Regions from separate parts of the Mus musculus genome. Here all the other regions are linked to region 1. A link is a loop called in an ENCODE intact Hi-C map of the cell type or tissue named here. Cell type or tissue: left cerebral cortex. All regions are shown on one strand.

Region 1 (4,000 bases):
TCACGACGACTATGGCAGGGATTAGGACAGAGGCTTGGAGGTAGGAGAGCCCGGGGTTGAGTCTTTTGGGGAGACTTTTCATGGGTGCTTAAGAGGAGTGGCCACAGTAGAATCAGGGAGGCCAGCCTGGAGGGGGTGTATGGGGAAATGGATGGATGTCCCAAGAAAAAGGGATGGGTTGAAGGTCTGACTGGCAGGGGCTGTGGGGACAGAGCTAGCAGGTTGATGTGCAAGGGTGTGGACAATGGGGAGGGTTGGAGAGATGGCTCAGCGGGTAAGAGCACTGACTGTTCTTCCAAAGGTCCTGAGTTCAAATCCCGGTAACCACATGGTGGCTCCCAACCATCCATCCATCAGGAGATCTGACGCCCTCTTCTGGAGTGTCTGACAACAGCTACAGTATACTCACATATGATAAATAAATAAATAAATAAATAAATAAATAAATGTGTTGGGGGCTGGGCTATGTCAGATACACCATCAGCCAGGGGAGTGGTCCCACCAGGCCACTCCACAGTGTAGACACCCCAGTCACAAAGTCACTGCTGTCCTCCTCCTAAGGCCCTTGTGGCTCTGGGGGAGTGACTCGGAAACTGAGGTTGTCCAAGGACATGCCACCCCAGCAGCAGCTTAGCTCTCCAGAGACAACATGGTGACAGGAAGGGGAACCCGGCCAGCTGGCAGCCAGCTTGGGCTGCAGAAAACACACTGCCCAGCCGGGAGCCAGGGCACCCGGGCCACCTTGGTGGCTACAGCAGATTATGGGACCCAGAGGGCAGCCTTATCCTCCATCTGTCAAGCAAAGCACAGGCCCAGTTGGTCTCCGCAACAGACAAGAACCCCTCCTCCTGTGGGCCCGACCATCCACTGGCATTCATCACCCCCAAGACAGAAATGAAGCCGCAGCTGTATCGCTGTCCCAGGATCCGCGTTCCCTGCTCTGAAAACAAACGTCAGTTTTACGCTTGATATATCTGTGACTTTGCCGTGACATTTCCGAGGCGGCGGGAGGCCGTTACTGGGTGACAACGTTCTATTCCACTGACATTATCTCTTAATTACAATATGCAAGCAACACGGAAGGACGGCCCCATAAATAGATCATTTGGGGTTTCTGCTCTGCCGCCGCAGCCGCCACGAGCCGAGCTGCACACCGAGGGGCTCGCAAATGAAATGTGGGAGGGTGGGGGTGGGGAGGGATGAATGGCTGCAGGGGCGGGTGGCTGCGTGTCCTGACTCAATGACAGTGTGCTCAGCGACGCGGGTGTCAGGAAATGAGGCATTTTGACTGAGCTTCCAGCAGTCTCTTGGGTGTCTCCATTCTCATCCCTGTCAAAACAGCCCGCCACCGCCAATCCTGAGGACTTTAATGTCTGGCACCGAGGGACAAGCATTGATTTTTTTTTTTCTTCCAGGAAATTAATTCTGTGAGGGATCGTAGTCCAGGCTTGAACTCAGAGACCAACATGCCTCTCTGAATAGTAGGTACTGGTAGGAAGGAGGTACCTCATTTGCTTCTTGCAGCTACCCTTTCTGGCCAGCGTCTGGGCCAGGCATGCCTTTCCCATCTGCCTGCTGTAAACCACCTGCAGTGTGTAAGCCTATGGCCTGAGAGTTTCTACTTCAGTCCCAGGTTCAAGTTCTACCACTGAGCAATCCAGGATGCCAGAATCCTGTCGTGTGGCCAATAGCGCCATCTGCTGGTGATTTATAGGATTGCAGGGAAGTTTGCCTGGGTTTGTTCCACATTCCGTGATACATCTGAAAACCATTTCCAATTGCCATGAGCGAAATGTCCATCCAAAATCCCTCTCGCCCACCCTCATCTGGACCTTGGAGTGGGTGGGGCAGGAAGTGGCTTTCCTGTGAATTATACGTGGGCACGGTATGGTCATAGAGCCTTGCCCAGGGAGCTACAATGCATCCAGCCTGCTGCCACAGGGCTGGCCTCCCACCCCTGCCTGCTCCCTTGCCAAAGCTGATGTCAGGAGGAAACCATGTCCTGCCCCCAAACAGCTGCTGCCCACAGTCTGAGACCACAGGGCCAAGAGCCATACAAAGCTGGGTCAGAGAGGCCCGTGACGGAGTCCCTGCCCCTCCAACAGAAGACATTCCTGTGGCCCAGCAGAGGGCAGATGGTAGCCATAGCCACAGAGGGAGACCAGAGGGAGCACTGTGTGTGCTGTGTGTATCAGCTTACAAGTCCTTCTCCACATAAAGCCTTTCCTATCTGTCTGTGGCGGGCGATGTGGTCTCAGGGCAGGGTAAAAGCAGGGTGGTGGAAGAGGGGCAGATTGGGGGTGGAGACCCATGTCCTAAGGGAGTAGATGAGAGAAATGGGTATCACATCACAAAGCTCCTTCCACTTCCTACATAGAAGATGCTTCCTGCAAAAGCACAGCACTGGATGGCGTAAACCTGACTCCAGAATGGTGCCACGTGTAGCCCCAGTACCTCAGCTCTCCAGCCCAGCTCACTGCCAAACCTCAGAGTGGGGCAGCTCCCCTGAACCTGTATACCTAACCCCCAAATTCCAGAGAATCCTTCCCACCTCCTAGCTGCTCCACTCTGTCCTGTGACAGACAGGCTCTGGGAGACAGGCACTATTTTTAGACATGTGACTCTTCCTCGTTTCACCCAGTGTGTGCCACCTGTCTGGGGACAATCCTGAACTGAGACCCTCACCAAAGCAGCCTGGCCAGATAAATGGGGCTCCTTCTAGACCAGCGGTTCTCAACCTGTGGGTTGAGACCCCTTTGGCAAAGCTCTATCTCCGAAAGTATTTCCATTGTGATTCATAACAGCAGCAAAATTACAGTTCTGAAGTGCCATCAAAGATAACTTTGTGGCTGGGGGTCGCTATAACTTAAGGGACTGTATTAAAGGGCCATAGCATTAGGAAGGTTCAGAATCTCTGTTCTAGACAGATGCAGTTTGGGGCCTGAGCCCGTGACCTCCCTTCCTCCCTAGGCCTCCCGGGGTCCCTTGGCACTGGTCACACTTCCTGACCTGGGTTGAGATGCTCTTTCTGGGGTCACCAGCACAGCGGGCAGTCCTTGGGTGCTGCACAGAGAGGAACAGTGGGCAGCACTCATGAGCTGGCCTAGCCGCTGCGGTGCAAACCTGTTTCCCTATCAACCGTCATCTCTCTGTGCCTCAGCCTCCTCATTGTAAAAACGAGGGAATGATGACATCAGCACTCTCTCAGGTCACAAATACTGAACACAAATGGTCAACGTGGTACCATCTGTCTAGTACACAGCAAATATTCAAGTAATGACAACATCTTAGGGATGTAGAAGCCAGAGCCCAGCTTTGGTCTTCGCTGGGTAGGTAGTGGCCGGAACCTGCCATTTTGATTTTATTTTAAAAATTATGTGTATGCGTATGTGTCTGCCTATCTGTGAATGTGTGCACACATGTGTGCAATACCCATAAAGGCCAGAAGAGAGCGCCAGACCACCCTGGTTCTGCAGTTACAGGTGTCTGTGAGCCGATATGTGTACTGGGAACTGAACTGCAGTCTTCTGCAAGAACACCAAAGTGGTCTTCACGTCTGAGCTGTTTCTCCAGCCCCCAGGATCTGCCATTTCATAGTTCCCAAGGACATAGATCCCAATAACCGTTTCATAATTATCCCAAAGACAGCTGTGCAAACTGAACCCCGGACCTACTTTGGAGATGCATATGAACGCCCCAACCCTGTGCCTGGCTTCCTGGGCTAAAGAACTGTTGCTATTTCCATAGACATTGTCTGCAAGCTCCATGGCTTGGCAACACGACAAGGCATCTGAATATGGGAACTGAAGATAGCCTTTAAAAATATATATATAATATAGAGTTTATTTGGGGGCATGGGAAGAGGGGCATGTGAAGGGGGATTGAGAAGGGAGGATGGGGAAGGGAAGAGGCCGGCAGGAACATGTGGAGAGAGTGGGGTGGGGAGGGGAGAGAAAAGAGTCAGAGAGAGAAAAAGTGGGGATAGCCTTTTAAATACAAA
Region 2 (4,000 bases), 160 kb before region 1:
ATTTTTATTATTACAACATATTTACATCACATACATGTGTGTACATCTGCATATGTGCATGTACATGAGGTTAGGGCTGTCCCCTGGAGGTGGAGTTACAAGGAGTTGTAAGCTGTCAGATGTGGGTGATGGGAACTGAACCTGGGTAGTCTGTAAGAACAATACATGTCCTTAACCACCGAACCATCTCTCTCATTCATTTATTTTTATATTATTATATAATCTTATTTTTATACTTTTATATATATGTATGTGTGTGTGTGTGTGTGTATATATATATATATATATATATATATATATATATATATATATATAAATTATTTTTTAAGATAACATTCAAGAAAGAAATTTAGGTTAAGAGGAAAAAAATAAAAGGAGAAAAAGAAAACTAATAACAGCAGCTCAAGTCACTTGGCCTCCAGACTTGATCAACATCCATGCATGTAACAGTGGCTCCAGCCCAGCCCCCAAGCCAGGCCTGGAGGACTGGAGATGTGAGAGCTCCACTGGTCTGGCACGGCCAATCTGACCGCACCAGGGCCCAGCCTCACTCTGGGATTCTGGGCCACCATCTTGGAAGCCCTCAGTGCCCAGCTCCCGGCTCCCCATTCAGCTTTTATGCAAGAACAACCAAAGGCTCTTTCTCTGCCTTGGGCAGCTCATGGTGCCTCTCCCGGGAAGCCTTGGTCCCCTGAAGCTCAGGACTCTCTGTTGACCGTGCAGATATATGAGCCTGATGGGCCCGGCCCAGAGGCTTCCAGAAGCAAAACATTAAACACACACACACACACACACACACACACACACACACCAACCACCAGGAAATTGTGTGGCTCCAGGCACCTGAGGACGTGGGGCCGGTCTTCTGCCCGCCCTCACTACTCACCTGCTTCTTCTTCAGCTTGGAGATCTGCTGCTCTACCATGGTGATCTCACGGTCCACGCGGTCCATGTTCTGGATCAGCTCCTCCTTGGACAGTCGAGATGGCGCCAGCTCTAGCTCAGGGTCAGCGTGCGGGGGACTGGGAGGTGACACAGGCTCCAGCTTGCCTGCCAGGCTACGGTCCTGTGGTTGGACAGAGAACGTTGAGGACACCCAAGTTTGCCGTGACTTCAGGCCGCAGCACACCAGCTTCCTACCCTAAGCATCCCCAGGACGGCAGTGCCACGCGTGGATCCTGCCTCGTCCCAGCCACTCTTCCCATGGCTGTGTTCTCTGAAGACAAAATCCAGGAGGCCGGCAGGCAGTAATGACAGTCCTTACTGCCTCCTCCTGGCTACACCTCTATTTCCCGGGAACAGAAATAAGACTCCCACAGTGACCCCAGCCTGACAGCTCAGCCACATATGCCTTCCACATGTGCGTGATGCAAGCAGGCTGCAGACCCTGAACTGGAGCAGTCAGCTTTTCAAAAAACACACCTGTCACAACACACAGGAGCCATCGGGGTCACTGGGCCTCGCTTTCTTCTGTTTTTGCAGAGCAAAGAGATGGAACCCGTCTCTAAGCGAGCGCTCCACCACAGATCTATTGCCCAAGCCATTTGTTACCTTCAACCTTTTAAAGATTTATGAGTGTTTTGCCTATACATATGTATCTGCACCAAATGCATACCTAGTCCCTTTAGAGGTCAAAAGAGCGGGGTCAAGAAGCCCTGGAACTGGGGTTACCACAGTTGCAAGGCATGTGGTCGCTGGGACCCAGACCTATGTCTTCTATAAGTGATCCTGGTGGCAAGCCATCTCTCCCTATGTTGCCCAGGGTCTCCTTGAGCTTCGGGTCCTCCCACATACCGGGATGACAGTTCTGCACCACTACACAGGGCTCTTTCTCATGGATGGGCATTTGTCAGCTTCAGCAGGCTGCTCTGCCCTGAGGCTGCCTGTACATCTCCCACATGGCCCGGCACCTGGCTGCTTCATGGTTCTCTCTTGTTCTCTAGTCAGGGACCACCCAGGCTGCACTGGGATGCTCTGGCAACAAAGAGGTTAGGAAAACAACCCAGTTCTCATCTAGATAGCCCTGGGCTCCAATCCCAGCCCCCCTCTGCAACACCCAGTTCTGTGACCACAGATGGTGCTTGGAGGTGCTGCCTGCCTCAGTATCCCTATCTTTACAGTGGGGGGGTGGGGAGGTAGGGGGAGACAGGAGTAGTTTCACCTCCACAGTGGCTTGTGAGCCTAGGTGCATCCAAAACGTCTGACACACAGTTATCACTGAATAGCACTGTCAAGGAAGGTCTGTCCCTACCCTGGTTCCCGGCTAGGTCAGCCCCACCCTGTTCCCTCTGGGCCAAGACAGCAGCTGCTGGCAGCCATGGCCAGGCAGAGTCTGCGGCTGCTCCCCGCCCCCACACAGCTGCACTCTAAGGACACAGGATGCTTTATTCCTAGGAACAACTGCAGCCTGGGCAGCCAGGTGCCCCCACCTACCCCCACCCCCATCACTCTTGCCACTAGAAGAGCCCACAACTTCCACTTGTCCCCTTCGCTCTCCCTGTCCACTCTCAGCCCAGTACTTTGCCCCGGCTTCATGCTATCATCTAAACCATAGGTGCCACACTGGGGACTCCAGGCTCTCCTCCCAACAGAATCCCCCAGGAAACTCTCAGTATCCATCTCCAAACAGAAGGTGGCACTGAGGACAAAACCCTGAGCCCGGAGATCATATTGTCCCTTCTGCTCTGCTCCCCAAAAGCAGAAGAGGGAGAAACAGATTTGGAATAAGGGTGTCAGCAGTGGGACCGTGCAACCTGAAACCATGGACCAGACTTCTTACAGTCCAGGATGGGCTCCAAAACCATGCCACCTACAGAAGGCTCCATCTCCAAGTCTGGGACAGCACGGAAAATGCAGCTGGCAACACCAGCCACTCCATGTGGCTGAGCCTCACTTCCTGGACCAGCTAGATCAAGCTGTCTTTCATGGTGCTTCATCCTCAAGATCACGCATATGACCCGAGCCAGAACCCCCACAGTGTACAAACATACAGCAGGTCCCCTTTCTGATGCACATGCTCCCACATAGTAAGACACAAGAACAAAGGCAGTGAAACACAATCACAGAAACATCCAGACAGGGGGAATCCACCCACAACAGACTGCAGGGCTGGGAGAAGCCAGACAAACGGCTCCCTCACAGATGGAGGAACACTTTCCAGAGGGATGAAACCTTGACTCCTGACTGTCCTGCTACTGGCTTCATAGACAGCGAGCCAATGGCAGGAGAGATGGCATCTGGCATGCCAAAACACACCGGAGACACCTGACAGGCTAGCCTCTAAGTGGCAGGTGACTTTGCTTGCAGATGACCCCCTCCTTCTGTAGGTCCCAAGCCTGAGGACAGAGAAACCCTAAGCCCAACCAGAAACCAGGCAGCAATTTAGTTCTCTCCTTAGACTCCCTTAGCCAGTCATATACTCGTCTGTCCATCTGTCAGTCAGTCAATCAGTCAGTCAGGTTCTCCCCCAGTCAGTCAATCAGTCAGGCTCTCCTCAGTCTCAGTCAGTAAAACAGGTTCTCTCCCAGTCAGTCAGTCAGTCAGTCAGTCAGTCAGTCAGTCAGTCAGTCAGCTAGACTCACTCCAGCTAACTAGTCAGACTCCACTGAGTCAGTCACTTTCTGCAGTCCTGTGCCTAGGCAGAAAGCTCCAAGGCAGCAGTAAGAAATGCTCCATTTCTGACATAAAGACCTGTCACAAAAGGCCTGGGAATGAGAACCAAGGCTGAGCTCTTCCAGTTCCTGTAGAGGCCTGTGGCCAACAGCCACAGCGGCAGCTTCCAGGCCAGAGCTAGAGGAATGGCAGAAGTGGCTGGACCAGCAGAGCCAAGGATTGGGGACCTGTGAGGGGTAGAGTCACCTCTGTGGGGTTCCCAGAGTCACACATGCTGTCTTTCAAGCACTCCAAGAAGCAGCATGGGCCATGGTGATGTCAGACACAAGGGCTGAGCTCAGCCAGAAGCCACCAAACCTGGATTTCATTATAGGCACCTGAGTTCAGG
Region 3 (4,000 bases), 63 kb before region 1:
CAGCTGCAGGGAGGCGGCCTGTGTTCTGTTCTTCCGGCAGCAGGTGGGGGGGGGCTGGTGGAGGGGACACTAGAGCCCACAAGTGCCCAGCCTCCTCCCAGCCCCTCTGAAGTGAGCCTGGCATCAATGAGGGGACAAGAGGAACAAGGTAGTCCCCTCAGAATCTAGGAGTTGGGAGCCAGTGAGGGCAGGTCATTGTGGTCTGTAAGTGTCAGAGGCATCCTTTGTACCGTGATTCTTTGATTTGTCTGTTGCTACTGAGACAGGGTCTCCCGTAGCCCAGGCTAGCCTTGAACTCACTCTGCAGCCAAGGATGACCTTGAACTCTTGCTCCTCCTGCATCCACCTCCCAAGTGCCTGGATCAAAAGAGGCTAGCACCACTTCTGCTGGCTTCCCACCTTCTTCAGCTAGTGACGCAGAGTTCTTAGAGCTTCCCTGCATCGCCAGAACGTTCTCTTCACTCAGCAGGGAAGTGACGAGTCTTTCAGACCATCCTGTTGCCAGTTCCCCAGCCTCTGAGAGCCACTCTCCCGTGTCTTCTCTGTGGATCTGCCAGTTCTGGGCACTCGGCCTTCTGCCTTTGTCTGTCACAAAGCACGAGGTCTCCGAGGCTGACTCAGGTCGTGGCTCACATTGGCACGCCAGTCTGTTTAACAGCTGAGTCTCTGTCACAACTAGCAGTCTCCAGCTGCTGGACACTGGGTAACATCCATTTTTTTGTGTGTATGTGCGAATTTCTTTGTGTGTGTGTGTTGCAGACATGTTTGTGTACACACACACACACACACACACACACACACACACACACACACGGAGCCTAGAGATCAACCTTGGGAGTTGTTCCTCAGGAGATTTCCACGTTGTTTTTGTTTTGCTTCGTGGCAGAGTCTCTTCTCTCATTGGCCTGGAGCTCACAGGTTCACCATCAAGCCCCAGACATGCTGGAGGGCAGGCTAGAGCAATGGTTAGTGCTGAAGTGCTGCCGCTCCCCCTGGGAAGTGGTAATTTGCTGGAACATCCAAGGGCAGTTATTTGGCAGAGGCATCCCTGAGCCACCTGCTGGTCCTGAGCCTCAAGGGCAGAGATGCAGGCTTTCCGGGAAGAAGGTTCGGGAGTGTCTTGGCCCCTAGCAGATGGTACCTCTTGGAGCTGACACCACAGTCTGCTAGGGAATGTATCATCTTCCCTTTAACCTTGCCCTTCCTCTTTGAGGGTGACTCACGTTCTTGGCCTCACTGCAGCGGGTGAGCGCACTGTCATGGTGTTCTGATGGCTGCAGCCTCCTTCTGGGCTGCTCTTAGTGATGCTGGAGTCTTTGACATAACGAGAAGAACAGTTAAAAGAACGCAGGTCCACAAAGCTCACAGCAGCCTGTCCTGTTTACTGGAGGACTGACCAGCTCCCAATTTAGCATAATAGCATATTCTGAGTATTTACTTTAAAGATTAGTTAATTCTTATTTTTTTTAAAAAAATTTTTATAGGTAGGGTTTCTCTGTGTAGCCCTGGATGTCCTAGAACTCACTCTGTAGACCAGGCTGCCCTTAAACTTAGAGATCTGCCTGCCTCTGCCTCCAGAGTGCTAGGATTCAAAGTGTGTCCCACCAAAGTGCATTTATTTTTATTTGATGTGGATGAGTGTTTTGCCTGTCTGTATGTGCACCACATGTATGCATTACCCAAGAAGACCAGAAGAGGGCACCAGATCCCCTGGAACCTGACAAAGGCGCTGGGAGTGGAAACACAGCCCTCTGATAGAGCAATATATATATATATATATATATATATTTATTTATTTATTTATTTATTTATTTATTATATCTTAAGTACACTGTAGCTGACTTCAGACACACCAGAAGAGGGCATCAGATTTCATTACGGGCGGTTGTGGGCCACCATGTGGTTGCTGGGATTTGAACTCAGGACCTCTGGAAGAACAGTCAGTGCTCTTAGCTGCTGAGCCATCTCTCCAGCCCCACAAATGCTCTTAACAACTGAGCCATCTTGGCACGCTCCTATTTTTGGTATTTTGTGACAGGGGCTCACTATGTCACCCAGGCTGTCCTCCAACTTGGCAATCCTCCTGCCTCAGCCTCCTGAGTGTGGCAATCACGGGTGTACATCACCCCACTCAGCAACATAATGCCTTATAGATTTCTTCCTTTATTCTTTCTCATGGATGAATAGTATTCCTTTTCACGGGTGTACTCCTTCATTCTTTTTCGCGGGTGAGTGGTATTCCACAGTGTGGTTACCCAACAGTGTGTTTATTTGGTCATCCGCTGATGGCCCTTTGCCTGTGTTTAGTTTTCTGTTGTGATGAAGCGGCTATGGACATCTGTGCAGTAGAGGATGTGGTCACAGCTCTGTTTATCCTGGGTGTACATCAAAGGGTGAGCACTCAGAGTTAAGGTGCGCTCTGTTACATTCTGCTACATTCTCTTACATTCCCATCATACCGCAAGGCTGGACATCGTTTCTTACCAAAGCCCTTTAACCCTAGAATTCCTTTACCCCCCAGCCATGGCCAATCTGAGCCTGAGACAGCTGTTCCCCAGGGTGGAAGGATGACCAGAGAAGCAACCAGAACATTACTCCATCTTAAAAGCCAGCAAAAAATATGTTAGATGGTACAGCCAATCATTTTTCTGGCCTTCCACAATATCCCTTTCTTTCCACCAGCTGCAGTGAACCCCTGGGGCCTGGTGAGGCCAAGGCCAGCAGCAGCAGGAAGCCTCAATGACCATGAGGAATGGAGCCTCTCCACCTGGCGCTTGCCTGCCATGTGGGGCAGAGACTGGCGTGATATTTGTTTCTGAACTACAAGCACCTGGGGCTGGCGAGATGGCTCAGAGGGTAAAGGGGCTTGCGGCTAAGCCTGAAGATCTGAGTTTGATCCCTGGGACCTACACAGTGAAAGGGGAGAATAGACTCCTGCAAGTTGTCCCCTGACCTCCATATGAATGTTGTTGTATTGCAAGCATGCATGCGCGCGCGCGCACACACACACACACACACACACACACACACAAACAACCTGTGCACCAAAACCAGCTTTTCTGGGGCCAGATGACAAGGGTGACCTGGGGGTGGCAGTGGGGTAGTGGGGACTGTGGCACATTGGAGAGCTCCCACCTTAATCCTGGAAGAACTACAGTTCCCCTGCAGTCTCTGTTATACCTCCATCTTACAACCCACATCTTACAAATCTGCCATCCGCGGGGCCAGGCGTGGTGGCGCATCCCTTTAATCCCAGCACTCGGGAGGCAGAGGCAGGCAGATTTCTGAGTTCGAGGCCAGCCTGGTCTACAAAGTGAGTTCCAGGACAGCCAGGGCTATACAGAGAAACCCTGTCTGGAAAAACAAAAAACAAAACAAAACAAACAAACAAACAAACAAAATCAGCCATCCAATGAGGCCAGAAATCCTGACTCTTCCAGCTGCAAATATGGCTGTATTAAACATCCTCTCATCAAATGGCAGGTCATGTACTGGGCTAGAGCACCTGACACCCATGACCCGTGGGTCACCAGCCAGTTCCTTCTGTCCACTCAGCACATCAACCTTGGAATAACCAGTGTGGGGGTGGGGTGGGGGTGGGGCTCAGCCTGAAAGACAGAGTGGGCACATTTTGTAGAGACTCCAGGGTGGACAGAGTGAGGCTCAGGCTCTAGGAAGCGTGGTCTGACTGGGGGACCGTGGGGCTGCTGGCGAGGCTTCTGGCAGAAGGTGTGGAGATGGCTGGATCAGCCTTTCCAAATGACCACAAGGATCCCAGACGTTTGGTGGTTGAGGTAAGAGGATTACAAGTTCAATGTACAGTTCAATTACAAGCTGCAGAGTGAGTTCAAAGCCAGTCTGAGAAGCTGAGTGGGACTCTGTATACAGAAAAAAAAGGGGAGGGGGAGAGAAGAGAGGAGAGAAAAGAGAGAGAATTGATTTATGAGGAAACTTTCTTTCAACGGAGTCTGGAATCATTAAACTCCCAGCCAAGATAATT
Region 4 (4,000 bases), 150 kb before region 1:
CTCCAGCCCCGGGCTCTGTGTCTTAAAGCAGTTCTCACTGCAAAGAACCAATGGTAGCAGTCATATGCGCTGGGGGGGAGCAGCCGGATCCTGACCCTAGACGGCAAGCAACTGGAAAACCTCAGAGACCAAACTGCAAGGGAAGGAGCGGGCAATCAAGACTTTGCAAAACACGACCTAGAAGGACAAGGATACCAGGATGGCCCTGCAAGGACGACATCAAGAGAAATGATCCCATTCTTAGGTCGCCGTAACCAAGCCCTCTGCACAAGCTGACTAATGTGACAACCCCTCCCCCCCAAAAAAAGCAGCTCCAGAAGGAGGATATCATGGGCGATCTGAACATCAAGAGAATGATGAGCAAGAACAGCTCTTCCTGGTCACACAGCAAGAATAGTACAGGTGAGGCTCAACTGGCCCCTCCGCTGGGAACGGAGACAGTCACAGGACACAGGCTTCAAGCCTGCCCCGTACTGATTATAACACCTGACTCAGGGGTAGAGGCCCACCCCAGCCCCTGGATATTTCCACTACAAACAGAACAAGAGGGGAGCCCCAAGAAACAAATGCACTGTACCCCAGCACGAGTCTAAGACGTAGAGAGCCACACAAAATCACACGGAGGCGGAGTTCAGCCTACCCCTGTCACCCCTGAACGGAATGTTCATTCCAAAAGAGCCTCAAGTCAGGGTTTTCTGTGACGCTGTGCATCCAGACACCATGCACCCACTGTCTGTCCTCTTGGGTCCCAGCTCCACCATCAATATTTGTCTCTCCACTTAAATATGGCCTCCTCTAGCCCCATCTTTGTTCCACTGTACCCCAAGAGAATGTCGACTTCCCCAGAGAGGGGGCATCTCTGCCTTCACAGCTCGGTCTCCAAGGCATGTGACAAATCTAACCTGTATTTGTCAGGCAAATGGACAAGTGAATCCACTAATGAGTGGATGAATGAGCAAACAGGTCAATGACCGAGCCAGAGAGTTAATGAATGGACGGACAGACAGATGAGGACCCTAAGACAGTATACAGCAGGTGGGCACAGGACCCCACGATGTGCCCACACACCTAGGACATCAGCCCCGGCCAGCATCCAGTGCCATTAGACAGGAGCAGGCTGAGCCCTGGGTGGCAGAGCAGAGTTTGTGACCAACTGAACAACAGCCCACAGGTCCATCCCTCAACCAAGAGTCAGCCAGCTAGGCCCAAGGCCAAGGTTAGGCACAGCCAATTTTGTCAGGCGTCCCTGACACACACCTTGCCAGACACTGACCTGCGGGTACGTGGCTCTTGCACCCCACTGCCAGCAGCATGCAGGCAGGGGAGGGAGACACACCAGAGGGTCTGGGGAGCGAAGACTGGTGCTGATAGGCAGCATGTTACCCCTGGTGAAACGAGGGGATTGACAGCCTGATGCTGTAGGGGGGGGGGGGGTCCTCTATACTTGCCGTCCCTATTGTCACATCACACAGAAACCGGCTCACGTCCCAAGTGATCACGTCATGATGCCACCTCAGCAGAACCCCAGCCATTTTATAAGTGGCTCACTTGACTGAGAGGGCAGAGCTTCCGGGAAGACAGACCTGCTAGAGTATGTAAGTGGCCCAGACCCGAAGAGCTGGTGAGATGGCTCAGCGGGTTAAGACTGCTCTTCTGAAGGTCTGGAGTTCAAATCCCAGCAACCACATGGTCTGACGCCCTCTTCTGGCGAGTCTGAAGACAGCTCATATAATAATAAATACATCTTAAAAAAAAAAAAAAAGTGGCCCATCATGTTCCCCAGGCCCAGGACACCACAGGCTGAGCTGGTCCGCACCAGGGCTAGAACACACACAGTGGCTCTCCCCCTACGGGGTGTCACCTTGCTATGGATCCATGGCTTCTCTTCTCAGGCCTCTCTTTCCTAAGACACAAGTGTTAAGGGGGAAAGCGCGTGGTCTTTTCCAGTCTGTGTTCTACTTATCCTTGGGCCACAGGAAAGAGATGGGGTACAGTGGGGGTGGGGGGACTAGGAAGGGCCTTGGGGAAGTCTGGGGAAATGAGGGTGGGCTGAGAGGGCAGGCTGCAGGAAGGTCGGGGCTATTGGAGGAGCCTGGGTAAGAGGGTGGAGGAGGGGCTGTGGGGCAGGGTTGGGGCGGGGTTATGGGGAAGGCTGAAAAGGACCAAGGGCTCCATATGCCAGGCTTCACCAAGCCAGCATAGAAAAGTAATGAGGCCTCAACAGTCTCCCAGAGAGAAACCCTCCACAGACCCTGGGGATGAACAGAGGCCAAAGAGCAAGCAAGTCCCCACCAGGGGACAGACATGTTCCAAACTGTAAGCTATCCCATCAGGCCACAGGATCAGTAACTACTGGGTCTGGGCCAGCGGCATCCTGCGTCACCAATGGCCCAGCAGGAGAGTGGGCGGTGCCTAGGGTCAGCCAGTGACCCCAAATACTGGGGAGAGGACACAAATGAGGCAAAGAGCAAGAATTCAGGAATGAGGGAAGGACACACAACAGCCAGAGGCTGGGTGGATGAGCAAAATGAATGAAGGGGAAGAAGCCACAGACATCTGCCTGGGGGGACTGGGATGGGGGAGGGGAGGAGGGGAGGGCAAAGAGATGATAGAACCCCAGGCAGGGCCCATCAGGAAATGGCTTTAACAGTCACCAAGTTATGGTGACAGCAGATAGCCACATGGGGACATGCATAGGCCTTCTTGTGGGTGTTGCTGTCATCCCTGCTTTATAGGTGACAGAACTGAGGGCCCCCCCCCCCAAACAGTAAATGGCCCGTCTGGGTCACTCGCCAGCCTGGAGAGTAGATGTCCTTGCCGCTGGCTTGGTTGTCACCCAGTGCATCATGGTTGCTGTGTGGTGGTGTAAAGGCTGGGAGCTAGGGAATGTAGAACCCCAACACTGGCTGCCCCAGGCCAATGGTTAGGGTTTGTCTTCTCCCTCCAGGCCTCAGCTGCTCCACACACCGAGAGTATGAAGCTGGGTACCCTAAGGCCAGGCTCTGGGGCTCATGAGAAAGCATTCTTGACTCACAAGTAGAACCACGTCCCACACAGAAATGGACCATGCCACCCAGGAGGGACAGACACAAGCCTAGACATACATTCTCTCCTGCTCACACACACGCACGCATGCGCACTCCCACCCAGCTGTGGCTGCTCCATCTCACATCACACCCCATTACTCCACAGCCCAGAGAAAGAGTACACAGCAGGCAACAAGAAAAGCCCAGTCTGCTCCCTCTAGCAGTACGAGATGAGCAGGAACAGGACCCTGGCAGAGGTGGACACTGCTCTGGGGCTCAGAGTCTTACAGTTGAAATAGGCACGAAGATCTTGAGGGTTAGGAAGAAGTGCAACCTCAGTCTCCCTCCCCAAAAGCTCCCCAGTCCCAAACATGGTGGAAATGGGTCGGAGGGGAGGGGGGTGACACCGTGGGTGCTCTATTGTACTTGCCAAGTCCACAAGATATAAGCAGCGTATCCACACAGCCTAGCCTCAGCCTCCACCTTCCCATACTAAAATAAGACTTGCTACGTAGCCAGCTAGGCTGGTCTCAAAATTGAAACCCTCCTGCCTTCACCACCTCAATCCTGGGATTACAGGCCTCCATCACCACACCTGACTGCCACCAGTGTCCCCACTGAGACCAAATCAGCACGGGCCGCAGCAGCCTGGCTTCAGAAGATGCACTGCAGTAGTGGAAGTGGTACTGAGCAGACATGCCCCTTACCGTGTGGGACCGGGCTATCTGCACCGGGTAGGAGATGCCATGGGGTGGGTAGCGGGGCTCAGCAGCCCGCCATGTCTGTGCCACAGGCTGTGTGGATCCTGACATGGTGGTAGGGTCCAGGTAGGCTTTGGAGCCCAAGACACTCTTGACCACACCTAGGACTAAGGGCTGGTCTCGGTCATCTGCTGGCAGGTGACCTCGTCACAGGTGCCTGTGGAGAGAAGAGAAAAAAAAACAAATTGAACAGGAGGCAGCTGGTCCACAGCC
Region 5 (4,000 bases), 93 kb before region 1:
AGCCTGGGCAACTCTGTGAGAGCCTCTTTCATCAATAAAAGGTCAAAGTAGAAGACTTGGCATGTGGCTCAGTTGAGAGAGAACTTACCCAGCCAGCGTGCACGAGGCCCTGGATCCGCTCCCAAGGGCTACAAACCCCAGAGCAATAGTTACAATGTTTCCAGGTCCGGGTACCACCCTCACTCGCAGCAAAGGCTCAAAGCGGAAGATGCTTTAGAGCGTTCCCACTGCTACTAACTCCCTAGGGGCTTCGCATACAGCATCAGAGGTTGGTGGGAAAATGAGGTCATGAGGTGGATACCAAAGCTATAGGGCAGAGGGCCTGGGAAGGACGAGTATGGAGCCATGCCCAGGACAGGTAGACCTTTCAGGATAGCATGGAGCATGGAAAGCCCACGGAATGGGAGGACTATGAAGCTTGATGCCAACTTTGCTCCTACATCCAAAGCCACGGTGCACAGGGGCAACCAGGCAGCAGCTAAAACTGTTTAAGCCAACTAACATTAAATACAGCCACCTGCCCAGGAGCTTGGTGCTCGGGACACCATGGGAGAGAGGAGGAACACAGGAGGTCACAGTCTGGTCTTTCCAAAACACCCCCTAAGGCAACCCAACTGTCAGGGTTACAGAGGGAGGGGAACCCCCAAACACACCGGAAGGCCCCATTCCCCATCTTTATCCTTCAGCCCATTCCAAGCTGCTATTGATTACAGGCAGGTTGATTACAGGTGGGAGGGGAAACCTCAGTTCCCAGAGCAGAGAGAAGCAGCTGAGAGTCACCAACCAGGGAGAGGGGAGGAGCCCTCACCCTCCACCCTGGGGTCAAGGGAAGAGACTAGGCTAGCCAGTCACTTGGGGAGCCTACTTGGGCAGCCTTCAGGAGGGAGGATTCCAGACTAGGGGTGTAGAACTCAGTGGTACCCAAGGCCATAGTTGAACCCGAGTACTTCCAAAAAAAATTTTTTTTTTTAAAAAAGTAAGGAAAAGGGCTGGTGAGATGGCTCAGTGGGTAAGAGCACCCGACTGCTCTTCCGAAGGTCCGAAGTTCAAATCCCAGCAACCACATGGTGGCTCACAACCATCCGTAACGAGATCTGACGCCCTCTTCTGGAGTGTCTGAGGACAGCTACAGTGTACTTACATATAATAAATAAATAAATAAATAAATAAATAAAAAAAAGTAAGGAAAAAAGACTAGAGAAATGTATCCAGTCTGACCACCCAGAGCAAATGCAAGGACACACGAGTCCCCGTGACAAACTCTTCCACTCTTCCATCAGGTCTTTGCCCTCTAATGGGGAAGCTACCTACATATGGTGACAGAAGATTCGAAGCCACACATGGACTTGTGTGACCCACATAATGCTAAGTGCCCAAGCAGCAGTGGCAGCAGGTGGCCCCATCTCACAGATGAGCAAACTAAGGCTCAGAGAGAGGGGTTAGGTAACCTCCCCAGTATCCAACAACTTGATGCTGTGGGCCAGCATTTAAGAAACAGATGGACTGTTGCTGAGGACCAAGCCCCCAAGGGGTCCTAGCGGAGGAGGGCAGGGTTCCAACTTGACAGGTGAGGCCCACAAGTCCCTATTTAGAGGTTACCAGCCTGGGCACACTGCTTGTGACCCAGAAAACCTTAGTCTTTGATGCTAAATCAACCACCAGGTCAGACAGAGTGGATCAGGCACTCGGTCCCCTGCTGTGCTTCCACGAATTCTTGTGGTATCTATGAACCAAAAGGTTATGACCAGCTAAGGGTCCATGAGCAAGGCAATGTGCAGTGGCTGCACTCTGCTCTAACACAGAGGTGTCACTAGGAGAAATCTCTCTTCCACTCACTGCCACCACGGGCACACTGTCCTGCTGTGACCTTGGGCCAACTGCCCCTCTGACCTGTGTGGCTCTCAGGAGCAAGGGCCTCTCCAACCACAGGCTTATGTGTCCCCAGCCAGATTCCCCGGGGAGACAGGAGCAGGGCACTCCAGGCTTCAGGGCTCCCCGCTTCCAGCGTTATGCCCTGTTAGACACCATGCTAAATAATTCAAACCCCTGTTTTCATTTCAAAATAAACACAGCACTGTCGCCAAGGCAGATGCCAAAAATTTGCATGAGTGTTTTGAGATAAAATGAGACTTCAAAGAAATGCCAGCCTGCCGCTGGCACCACCCCCTCTCCAAACCCTGGGAGAACAAGTTCCCAGTCTCTGAGCTGCCCTCCCCCACAGCCCTGCAAAGATGGGCAGGTGCCAACCCCAAGAGGAAGGTCAGTTCCTGATCCCTTCCTTGCAGCCAAGGCTGTCGTGCTGTGTGATCCGCGAAACAACCCAGGCGTTTGCCCCAGCTTCCAAGGCCAGTCACCAAAACCTCCCAGGGCCCCTGTGACACCTTCTATAAAATAGGACAGTCACTTCCCCATAGCCCACCTCAGAACAGACCAGTAGATGCTCGGTGCACAGACAAAGGCACTTTCTGAATGCTGGCACACACACACACACAGTTGAATGCTTTCTGAGGTCGGCACACACACAGTAAGTGCTTTCTGAATGATAGCACATAGTCAGCATTTTTTTGGGTTTTTTTGTTTTTTGTTTTTCCTGGATGTCACCGTTTTGCTACTGCAGTGCAGATGCAGATCCGCCAACTCCGAGAACAGGATTCACCTGGCGTGCCATAAAGTGGATTTCCCATCCATCAGCCTCCCCTAAGGATGCTCACCTGACCCTTCCCAAGCTTCTCTTCCTCCCTAAAGAGGTGGGTCTTCTAAGCCACCCACTCCACTTGGCTTTGTGTAGCTCTGCCTTCCCCAGACAGCTAACTGCCTGCCTGCCTGCCTGCCTACCACACACACACACACACACACACACTCATCCATCCCCTGGGCACCTTAAGTGGGAATCACTAGCTCCAGAAAGCTGCCACCCTTGCAGGAAACTGTCCCTGAGGTATCACCTAGGGAGGCTGCTATATGGTATCGGAGACATGAACGGATACAGAACAGAGAGAGAGAGACAGACAGACAGACGGGGGGGGGGGGGGGGGGGAACCTCAGACAAGAGGAAAAAGAAAAAAAAAATCGAGCCAGCCCCTGGTGATCAGCCTGTGTGAATCTCCCACTGGATCAATCTCCCCTTTTAACTGGGTGGTGAGGAGGTGCCACCCCCATCTTCAGCGGTTAACACAGGGGTCGTTCCCCAACACCAGTTTGGGGTGGGACCCAGCCAGAAACATTTCCAGCCAGGAATCCCGGGTCCCTGTGGAGAGGGGGGGCTGTAGAGTGGCAAGCACCTGCTGGCCCAGAACAATTCTAGATCCAGCTGTATTGCAGCTCGGTTCCTGTTTGCAGAGCTGGAAAACCTTTGGGAGGTAGCCCAAGTATTCACTAGGAGAAAAGAAAGGATTAAGCCATGAACCCTCATGGGGGGGGGGGGGAGCACAGCCCCAGGAGGGGGTCTCCATCCCTCACCCGGGCCTGACAGCCACATTACCACCGACATGAGTTTATCAATAGTATCGATTCCTGGGCAAGCGTAAATAGCTCCGTGGGAAGAGGCTAGGTCTGGCCACTCACTCCCACCCCCACGTCTGGACTCGAACACCGCAGGCTCCCCTGGCGCCCCAAAGAAACAGCGGTAAATTTCCGAACAGGGACATGGAGTGCAGGGAAGCTAGGCAGTACCCGAAATGCCCTCACCACCCCCTCCACCACTCACTGCAGCTCAGCTGGCTGCCAACTCCGTGTTTGCCTGTGCTCAATGGGCTGAGGCCTGGCCCTTCTCCATCCTGCCTCCTCCATCAGACCCTCCCTGCTCCCAAAGGTGGAGCAGACACTCACTCTCGTGGGTTTCCCCAATACGACGACAGAGCAAGGATGAGAATCCGGAAATAACAGTAGTCATAGTAACCTATCCAAGGACCCTCTGCACAGACTTGGTTCTCAGAAGCGCCCCAGACCAGGGAACTGTTTTCACCCTCACTCTGCAGAAAAGAAGCCCATAACCACAGGC
Region 6 (4,000 bases), 48 kb before region 1:
CTTGCCAGCCACACCTTCCCGTGTCTCAAGCCCACAAAAGGCTTCTGGCCATTTTCTTTTTTTTTTTTTTTTTTTTTTTTTTAAAGATTTATTTATTTATTATATGTAAGTTCACTGTAGCTGTCTTCAGACACTCCAGAAGAGGGAGTCAGATCTTGTTACAGATGGTTGTGAGCCACCATGTGGTTGCTGGGACCTGAACTCCCGACCTTCGGAAGAGCAGTCGGATGCTCTTACCCACTGAGCCATCTCACCAGCCCATTCTGGCCATTTTCTACATGCCATCTACCAGTAGGTTTACAATGTCCGAGATCTTGTAAGGACAGGGGTGTCCCAGTGGTAAGTGACAGTTACCAGTGGCCCTTGCAGGAGGCCCAGGGCATTCTGGGAAGCCAAACAGAAGTCAGGATAAGCCAGGGCCAGAGCCCCATTTCAAGCTTGGTCCTTCAACATCTAGTGGCCTTCCTGCGACCTGCATTCCTCCATGGCCCCTGGGTCCCTCCAGCTCCATCCCTGTAGTTTTCAGGACCCCATCCCTTCATTTGCTTTTTGTCCCCCACATTGACTGCTCCAATGCCACCCACACATATCAACACCCTCCAAAAATGTACCTCAGCCTTCAGGTGGATTACCCACAATGCCTCACCACTGTACCCAGTCATGTCAAATGGCACCCAGCATACCCTCAACCACCTCCAATCTGGACTCCAGGTCCACATCACCAACTCTGAGGCGTGTGACTTCTCTGACACCTGCCTGGGAGGAGACCTTCCCCAGAGTTGACACTGGACCATGTGTCCGTACTGTGCCCCTCCCCTGCGGATGGTCCTGCCAATGCCCAAAGGTTCCGAGGCTATGGTCCCTCCCTTGCCCTGTGTTGAGTTCCACTGTTCTCATGTTCTCGTTTGAGTCTATTTTCTCAGCACCCGTGATGTGGTGGGAGCTTGATGCAGCAGAGGCTAAGGTGGGATCTCTTTGCTCACGGGTGTGGCTAAGACCCAGGAGGGGACAAAGGGCTGGGTGTCTTGCAAGCCCTGGGCTACGATGGGGACAGTGGTGTGACCCTACACAAGCCCAGAAAAGACACACTGGTGGAGACACAGGGATCAGGAGACACTCCAAAGACCCAACACCCAGGAGGAACTCAGGTTGGCCAATGGCAACTGGGTCAGGGATGGATAGAGAAAGTTCTAGCAAGAAAAACAGCCTAGGAGGCACTGGTGAGATGGCTCAGCGGTTAAGAGCACTGACTGCTCTTCCAGAGGTCCTCAGTTCAATTCCCAGCAACCACATGGTGACTCACAACCATCTGTAACAGGATCCGATGCCCTCTTCTGGTCTGAAGACAATGACAGTGTACCAACATACATAAAGTAAGTAATCTTTAAAAATACCCTATGAGCCGGGCATGGTGGTGCATGCCCTATGCTGGCATTCACCTCTCTGTCCCTGACTGTGGCCACAACGTGACCACCCCCAGACATTCCTGTCCACTATGCCTTCCCACTGCACCCTCAACTCTGAGCCAGAACAAACCCTTCTTTGACTGTGGCTTTTGTCAGTGCTTGGGTGTCTTCTCACTGGTCACACTGCATTAGCTGGGACTTCTATGGTGACTCTGATAGGGATAGAGAGTATCTATACTGGCTGGTTTTGTGTGTCAACTTGACACAGACTGGAGTTATCACTGAAAAAGGAGCTTCAGTTGAGGAAATGCCTCCATGAGATCAAGCTGTGGGGCATTTTCTCAGTTGGTGATCAAGAAGGGAGGGCCCATTGTGGGTGGTGCCATCCCTGGGCTGGTAGACTTGGGTTCTATAAGAGAGCAGGCTGAGCAAGCCAGGAGAAGCAAGGCAGTAAGAAACATCCCTCCATGGCCTCTGCATCAGCTCCTGCTTCCTGACCTGCTTGAGTTCCAGTCCTGACTGCCTTTGGTGATCAACAGCAGTATGGAAGTGTAAGCCGAATAAACCCTTTCCTCCCCAACTTGCTTCTTGGTCATGATGTTTGTACAGGAATAGAAACCCTGACTAAGACAATGTCCTTCATGTCTCTTTCATGATCTTCAGGGAGCAAGATCACTTCATCATGAGTGAGGTACCAACCAGGAGATCTTTGTAGATCTTCTTTATCGAGCTAAGGAAGTTTGCTGAATATATTTTCCATAACAAAAGCACTGTAGTTTGTCTTCTGATTTTCCCATTCCTATTAATATGAGCATATGGTTTTTTTCTAAAGAATTATTTCTTTTTATATATATGAGTACACTGTAGCTATCTTAATGCACACCAGAAGAGGGCATCTGGATCCCATCACAGATGATTGTGAGCCACCATGATGTGGCTCAGAATTGAACTGTGGACCTCTGGAAGAGCAGTCAGTACTCTTTTTTTTTTTAATATTTATTTATTTATTATATGTAAGTACACTGTAGCTGTCTTCAGACACTCCAGAAGAGAGCATCAGATTTCATTACAGATGGTTGTGAGCCACCATGTGGTTGCTGGGATTTGAACTCAGGACCTCTGGAAGAGCAGTCGGTACTCTTAACCGCTGAGCCATCTTACCAGCCCCAGTCAGTACTCTTAACCAATGAGCCATCTCTCCAGCCCAGAGCATATGGTTTTTTAGCTGAGTTTCTTTCTCTCTGTTTAAGCCACTGATTGGCAACCCTGCAACTAGGAGCCAGTGAACACCCCTTGATGATGTGAGACACTCTGTGACAGACACAGAGACCACAGTGCTAGACTGCCTTTTCTGTAAGTGCCCCCTAAGACTTGGAAGTTGGGTGTGTTTGTTTCCTCTGACCATCATCATAAAGTCCCACAGGCTGGGTGGGTTAAACTGGGTGAATTTACTTTCACAGCTCTGGAGCCAGGTGTCTGTGGTCAGGGGGTCAGCAGGGTGAACTCCTCGTATGAATGTGCTCTGGACCTCTTCTTGACTTTTGGAGAGCGCTGGCCGTGTTAAGTATCCCTTGGCTTGTAGGCACATCATCCTGCTTTCTCCCTTCATGTTCTTGATGCACTCTGTCTGTGTGTGTGACTAGGTTAAAGCTTCCTATTTTTAGAAGGACATCAGGATTATCAGACAGATATTTCTCTTCTGCACAGTGATGTGGGCGTGAACATGGGCTCACTAGAAGCCGAAATAGGTCTTGAGGGGCCAGGCAACAGCCAAAGGCTGGGTGGGAAGAAGCCACAGAGGGCCCATGAAGAAAGGAAAATCAGCTGTAGTGTGTAGTGTCTGTGAGACTGACCGTGGGGATGGATGGTATCTTGGCAGCCTCTACCTTCACTGAGGTCCTGATGTGAGGTCTCCTCCCACTAAGTAGCCTTTACTTCCAGGAGTGAAGCAGCCCCCATATGCCATATTCAGCAGCCAAACTGAGCCTTCTTCCCTGGCAGACGGCCACCTTGGCCCAAGCAGCAGTGGCCTTCACAAGGGCCCAGTGTGTTCCTGCCAAGGTCTTGGCTGAGGCTCTGGGGCCCTGCTGCACACAGGAGTGCTTTGAAGACTGGATGAATTGAGCCCAGTGTCTCTTCCAGTGGTTGGGGCTGGGCCAGGCAAGGGCCGGGGCTCTCGAAGCCAAGGAGGGACAGGAAGGCAGTCTGGTCCTCTCTGCCCATGGACAACCCTAAGCAACATTCTGACTTTCTCATCTGATCACCACAGGGTTGGGATGGAGAGATGGCTCGGGGGTTCTGAGTTCAATTCCCAGCAACTGAATGGTGGCTCATAAGCAGGTATAACGTGCCGGGACTCAGGTCTATACCACCAGTCTGGGATCTAACACACCAATGCACATTCCATGTCTACGCACAGACACTTAGATATCCATGTGGAAGAACCCCCCACCCTTGGACACACATGTCCCTTATATGATCTGTGTCCACAGCAATAAACAGAAAATGATATCAAATGAACTTGAGGAAACTGAAAACCTTTGTCCCCGCTGTACCCGCTTGGCCTCCCGCTCCAATGTTCATGTGCCTGTGTG
Region 7 (4,000 bases), 240 kb before region 1:
TCAGGTCCACACTTGGTGACGTGCCCCAGCCCCAAGCCCCAGCAACTGGCCAAGTGTTTCCGGGGTGTACCTAACACCCACTTGAGGGACCCTGACCTCAAACCTTGGGCACTCCTCATGTAGGGAGGACCCTAGGCAGTGGAGGCTGCCCATCTGTGTCATTCTGGGTCCACTGAGACCAGGGAGAGGCTAAGGCTCCTTGTCCCCAAGTCAGCACTGGGGAAGGGAGTTTGCCATGCGGACACACAGGAGGGTTACCTGCTCCAGTGATGGCGGGCATGTTGAAGATTTCCGTCCCAGGCTGGCCAATATCTAGAGCAGGGTAACAAGGTGGGGAAGGGCTGAGCTCACAGGTCCTAGGAGATCTGCACCCCTGCTTGTCCCCCGTACAGTCTGAGTTGAATGTCTGGGCACAACCAGGCACCTGATGCTCCAGGTTTACTCAGGCGGTTGGTCACTACCTTAGGCCTCTGTTACCTGTGAGGGCTTCTATACTCCAGAAAGGAAGAACCTTGCCTGTCTGTCCAGGCCACCCTGGGGAGGGGACAGTGCAAAGCTGTCATGTGTTGCTTTCCGGTGCATTCTTGTAAGCATATGGCCCATGTGACCCTGCGCTAAGGACATGAGTCCTTGTCCACCCACATCAGCCGTGGTGAAAGGCACCGGGTCTGCAGCATGAACCTGGAGTAGTGTGCTGTGCTCCTCAGCACCCAGCACAGGGCTGTCTCTACAGCTTTCCCTGTGCACCTACTGTGTGCAGGGCATTACCAAAGTGCTATATGCTGTTGTCAGTTAGTACCAACTGGCAGAACGTTGGGCTCTTCCATGGTAAGGTTTAAGAGTACTATCTCCCTCCCGGTGCCTGCTCTAGCCCTGGCTTCCCCTTACTGTATTCTGGCTCGTTCCGGTTGTGGGTGTTGAGTTTCTTGTTGATCTCCTGCTTCTTCGACTTCACCATGGCGGAGTTGCTCTCAGTCAGCTTACTGAAGAAGGCTGGCGGCTGGCTGGTGTTGCCTGGAGACTTAGAGCCCATCCTGCAGGGAGCAGGAGACACCAGGGTCAGCAGGCTGGGCATTGTGACCTTTAGCAACAGGGAGCTCACCACTTGAGCTACCGTGAGGTGCTAAGGACCAGCTGGTTCCCATCCCAGGTACGCTGTGAATTGCCCCCAGCAATGCCTTATTGCTAGATCTGACACAAGAATCCCCAGGGAACTGGACAGGTGCAGGTCACACCCTCCCTGAAGTCCATGTCCACCCCCACCCAGTCTGGTTCAACTTAGTTCATTCCCAGATCACCAGCAAGTGATAAAACAGGGCATGGCTCAGGCTGAGATCCCAGACACAGGGATGCCAGGCACCAGGATGCCAGACACAGGGTGCTGCAACTGAAGGCCCCTGAAGGTCTATCAGCCCGCTGAGCTGTGAGGGATTAATGGCCTCCATATGGGAGGGCCGAGGCCTTGGGTGTACATGGAACTGACACCACCATCTCTAAGCGCGGATTTGTGCTATGGGTACCTGGGCTCGCCCTGTTCCCCGTCTCGATACAGCAGTGGGTACGCAGTGCTCCGAGCATGTCCTGGCTCAGTCATGCCCTCTGGTGGGGACACAGGCTCAATGGCATCCTCGCTGCTGCCCAGGACCGATGTTTTGCTGGGTTCTGGGGACCTGATGGAGATAGCGTCCTAGCTGAGGGTGAAGTTCTACCCGATGATGAGGAGACCCCACTGTCCACAGCGGGGCCCTGCACATTTCCCTGTAAATGGCCACTCTGCAGCTGAGGTATGGAGACCCCAGTGGGCTACTACGATCTTCTGAGATAACCTAAAGACTTGTAAGCTTTTGTTGATTTTTGAGTCGGGTTCTTGCAGTACATCCCAGACTGCCTTGAAGTTCACAATCCTCCTGCCTCAGCCTGGCCAGAGCTATCTCACCTGAGTAGAGTGTGTGCCACCACACTGAGGCACCCATGCCAGAACCTCACTGTCTATACCCGTGCTTCTAAAATCAAACTCATACAAGATGCCTCACTCCGCTCCTAAGCCTAGGTAGGGCCCCAGCTTCTCTCATGCCCCGAGCCTCAGGCCCAGCCAGGGTAAGTATGTGTGCATGGTATGGGATGGTAACTCACTTCTCTATGCCTCAGTTTTCCTATCTGCTAAATGGGCGTGGGACATCAGACCCCTAGCTGAGTTGGCATATATAGGACACTCAGTTGGCACATGGGAGCCTTGGGTGTGCCACCTTCGTGATTAGACTTTGTGTTGGTTCTGGGAGCTTAGTGAACTTCTGTATCCCTGAGCCTCAGGTTCCCATTAGCCCAACACAGTCAAGCTCACCCTACCCCAATATCCTTCAGCCAAGCATCTGACACAGATATGAGTATATCCTCACCTTTTGCCCCCTTCACTGTGGGGGGATCCCCGGGCTGGGGTGCCATGGTCGGGGGGTGGGAGGTAGAGGTCACTGGGTGGGCGGCGAAGATCCAGGACAGGGCAGCTGGCTCCGGGAAAGGAGTAGAGAGGGGCGGGAAGGGGGCCACTGAGCTGCTGCGGGTGGTGGCGCGTGTAGTCCTGCGTAATGACCTCCTGTGGGAGGGAGGCAGGTCAGGACTTTCAGTGTAGAGTAGGGCAGAACCCTGATCTGACTCTTGGTCTCCTGGGTGAGTGTCCCCAGGCAGACCTTATGGTGACAGCCGCCACAGGACTGAGTGTAGTGGCCAGTGCATGCTAGCATCTGTCTGACTATGGGACGTCACTCTCCTATCCACCCCAACGGTGGGGGCCCAGAAATAGACACTTACACTGATGTGCTGAGCCAAGGTGACCACCCTCTGGTGACCTTTGATGCCTGGGGCAGTCTGGAGGAGTGGGCTAGATGAGGGCTGGCTCTCGGGCAGTGGCCGCAGATGTGGGAGATGGGCAGCCTCCGCGCTGAGCTTCATGGGGCCTAAGGAGGCGAGCAGAGCTTGTCAGGGCCTGGGGACAGCGTGGAGCCGTGCCTTAGTCTCCCCACCTGCCACTCTCCCGGGTGTTACCTGGCTGCTTGTGCCGCAGCTCCCCTTCCAAGTGGCTCTTCTCTAGCTCTTCCAGAGGTTTGGAGAGCCCCTTGTCGTGGGTCAGGCTGGGGGAGCTCACCGGGCTGATGGGCTCCACCCCATCGGGGCTGTAGCCAGCTCCACTGTGGTAACCTGAAACAGGTGAGCTGGGGTCAGAAGGTGGGTGGGCTTGGGTTTGGGGGGTGCTTGGGATGAGCCATTCCTCCACAGTGTGGGCCTCAAGATGGAAGGAAATTATCTAAGCCTAGGTGGGCCAGAAAGGAGGAATGGCAAGTGACAGACAGTTCCATGTATCAGGATACAGACACACCCAAAGGACTGTGGGAGTCTGGCTTGGGCAGTGTGGGGCTTGGGTAGAAGAGGAGAGACTGGGGGAGGTGGTGGTGGAGAAACTGGAGAGGAGCTTGAGTGTGCATGGGGTCAGGGTGTGATGGTGTGGGGTTCAAGCTGAGTGACACCGTGTCCCTAGACAACTGTGTCCCTAGGCCCTGCCTTGTCCCAGCCCCACTGTCCCTGATCACTCCCTTTGGGCTTTATGCTGGTGTGGGAAGAGGAGGTGGGCACCCAGCCTCCCCCCCACCCTGTCTCCCCCCCTCGCTCCCTGCCTTGACTTCCTCCAGGAACAGTAGCAGCAGTCAGCTGGTAGCCCCTGCATCCCCACTCCCCAAAACGAAGGTGCAGGTGGTGGCGGGAGATGGGAGGCGCGGTCGGAGTCCAAACCACAGATCCATTCATTAAAGGAAAAAAGGTGAAAAATCCAAAAAGAAAAAAGGAGGAAAAAAAAAAAAAAGAAAAAGAAAAAGGAAAAAAGGAAAAAAAACTCATGACGACAGGATGGGCAAACGATGAGGGGCCCGTGTGGGCGGAGTCACCACAGCGTGCCAACTGACCAGGATGACGAGCTCGAAACAAAATACCAAAACCAACCGAAAAAGGGGGA

What was found. Peaks named below come from ENCODE experiments on the same cell type or tissue, not always from the same donor. Only the 100,000 strongest peaks of a DNase experiment are listed, where the experiment ranks them.
Region 2: it touches region 1 in a loop (7-fold over the local background); 20 of 42 quality-filtered maps call a loop at or near these places.
Region 3: it touches region 1 in a loop (2.1-fold over the local background); 15 of 42 quality-filtered maps call a loop at or near these places.
Region 4: a loop joins it to region 1, with 2.4 times the contacts of the local background. A loop is called at or near these places in 6 of 42 quality-filtered maps.
Region 5: it touches region 1 in a loop (11-fold over the local background); 11 of 42 quality-filtered maps call a loop at or near these places.
Region 6: it touches region 1 in a loop (2.7-fold over the local background); 15 of 42 quality-filtered maps call a loop at or near these places.
Region 7: it touches region 1 in a loop (2.8-fold over the local background); 11 of 42 quality-filtered maps call a loop at or near these places.

Annotation. Positions count from the first base shown.
Region 1 is chr5:125,266,577-125,270,576 of GRCm38, forward strand. No RefSeq gene overlaps it. Among named protein-coding and RNA genes, the nearest start is that of Gm32585, 16 kb to the left of the region's middle. In left cerebral cortex, CTCF peaks have their summits at 1,701 (motif pointing left) and 3,447 (motif pointing right); DNase peaks (open chromatin) are centred at 689, 1,027, 1,289 and 1,706; H3K27ac peaks cover 774 bases.
Region 2 is chr5:125,109,007-125,113,006 of GRCm38, forward strand. Ncor2 (nuclear receptor co-repressor 2) reads right to left here. Exons shown (of 47, transcript NM_011424.3): 5 at 887-1,066. Among named protein-coding and RNA genes, the nearest start is that of Ncor2, 68 kb to the right of the region's middle. In left cerebral cortex, no CTCF peak of the experiment used is centred here; DNase peaks (open chromatin) are centred at 2,339, 2,839, 3,023 and 3,770; H3K27ac peaks cover 1,039 bases.
Region 3 is chr5:125,203,422-125,207,421 of GRCm38, forward strand. No RefSeq gene overlaps it. Among named protein-coding and RNA genes, the nearest start is that of Ncor2, 26 kb to the left of the region's middle. In left cerebral cortex, a CTCF peak has its summit at 1,685 (motif pointing right); a DNase peak (open chromatin) is centred at 505; H3K27ac peaks cover 688 bases.
Region 4 is chr5:125,121,037-125,125,036 of GRCm38, forward strand. Ncor2 (nuclear receptor co-repressor 2) reads right to left here. Exons shown (of 47, transcript NM_011424.3): 2 at 3,734-3,944. The coding sequence starts at 3,838. Among named protein-coding and RNA genes, the nearest start is that of Ncor2, 56 kb to the right of the region's middle. In left cerebral cortex, CTCF peaks have their summits at 1,693 (motif pointing left) and 2,315; no DNase peak of the experiment used is centred here.
Region 5 is chr5:125,173,327-125,177,326 of GRCm38, forward strand. All of the region lies in intron 1 of Ncor2 (nuclear receptor co-repressor 2), which reads right to left. Among named protein-coding and RNA genes, the nearest start is that of Ncor2, 3.9 kb to the right of the region's middle. In left cerebral cortex, a CTCF peak has its summit at 3,707; DNase peaks (open chromatin) are centred at 84, 2,172, 2,751, 3,193 and 1 more place; H3K4me3 peaks cover 1,979 bases; H3K27ac peaks cover 2,539 bases.
Region 6 is chr5:125,218,593-125,222,592 of GRCm38, forward strand. No RefSeq gene overlaps it. Among named protein-coding and RNA genes, the nearest start is that of Gm32585, 32 kb to the right of the region's middle. In left cerebral cortex, a CTCF peak has its summit at 2,297 (motif pointing right); a DNase peak (open chromatin) is centred at 3,480; H3K27ac peaks cover 407 bases.
Region 7 is chr5:125,022,613-125,026,612 of GRCm38, forward strand. It overlaps Ncor2 (nuclear receptor co-repressor 2), which reads right to left. Exons shown (of 47, transcript NM_011424.3): 39 at 3,040-3,192; 40 at 2,806-2,951; 41 at 2,397-2,590; 42 at 1,521-1,670; 43 at 889-1,034; 44 at 259-312. Among named protein-coding and RNA genes, the nearest start is that of Rflna, 21 kb to the left of the region's middle. In left cerebral cortex, a CTCF peak has its summit at 1,611 (motif pointing left); a DNase peak (open chromatin) is centred at 1,598.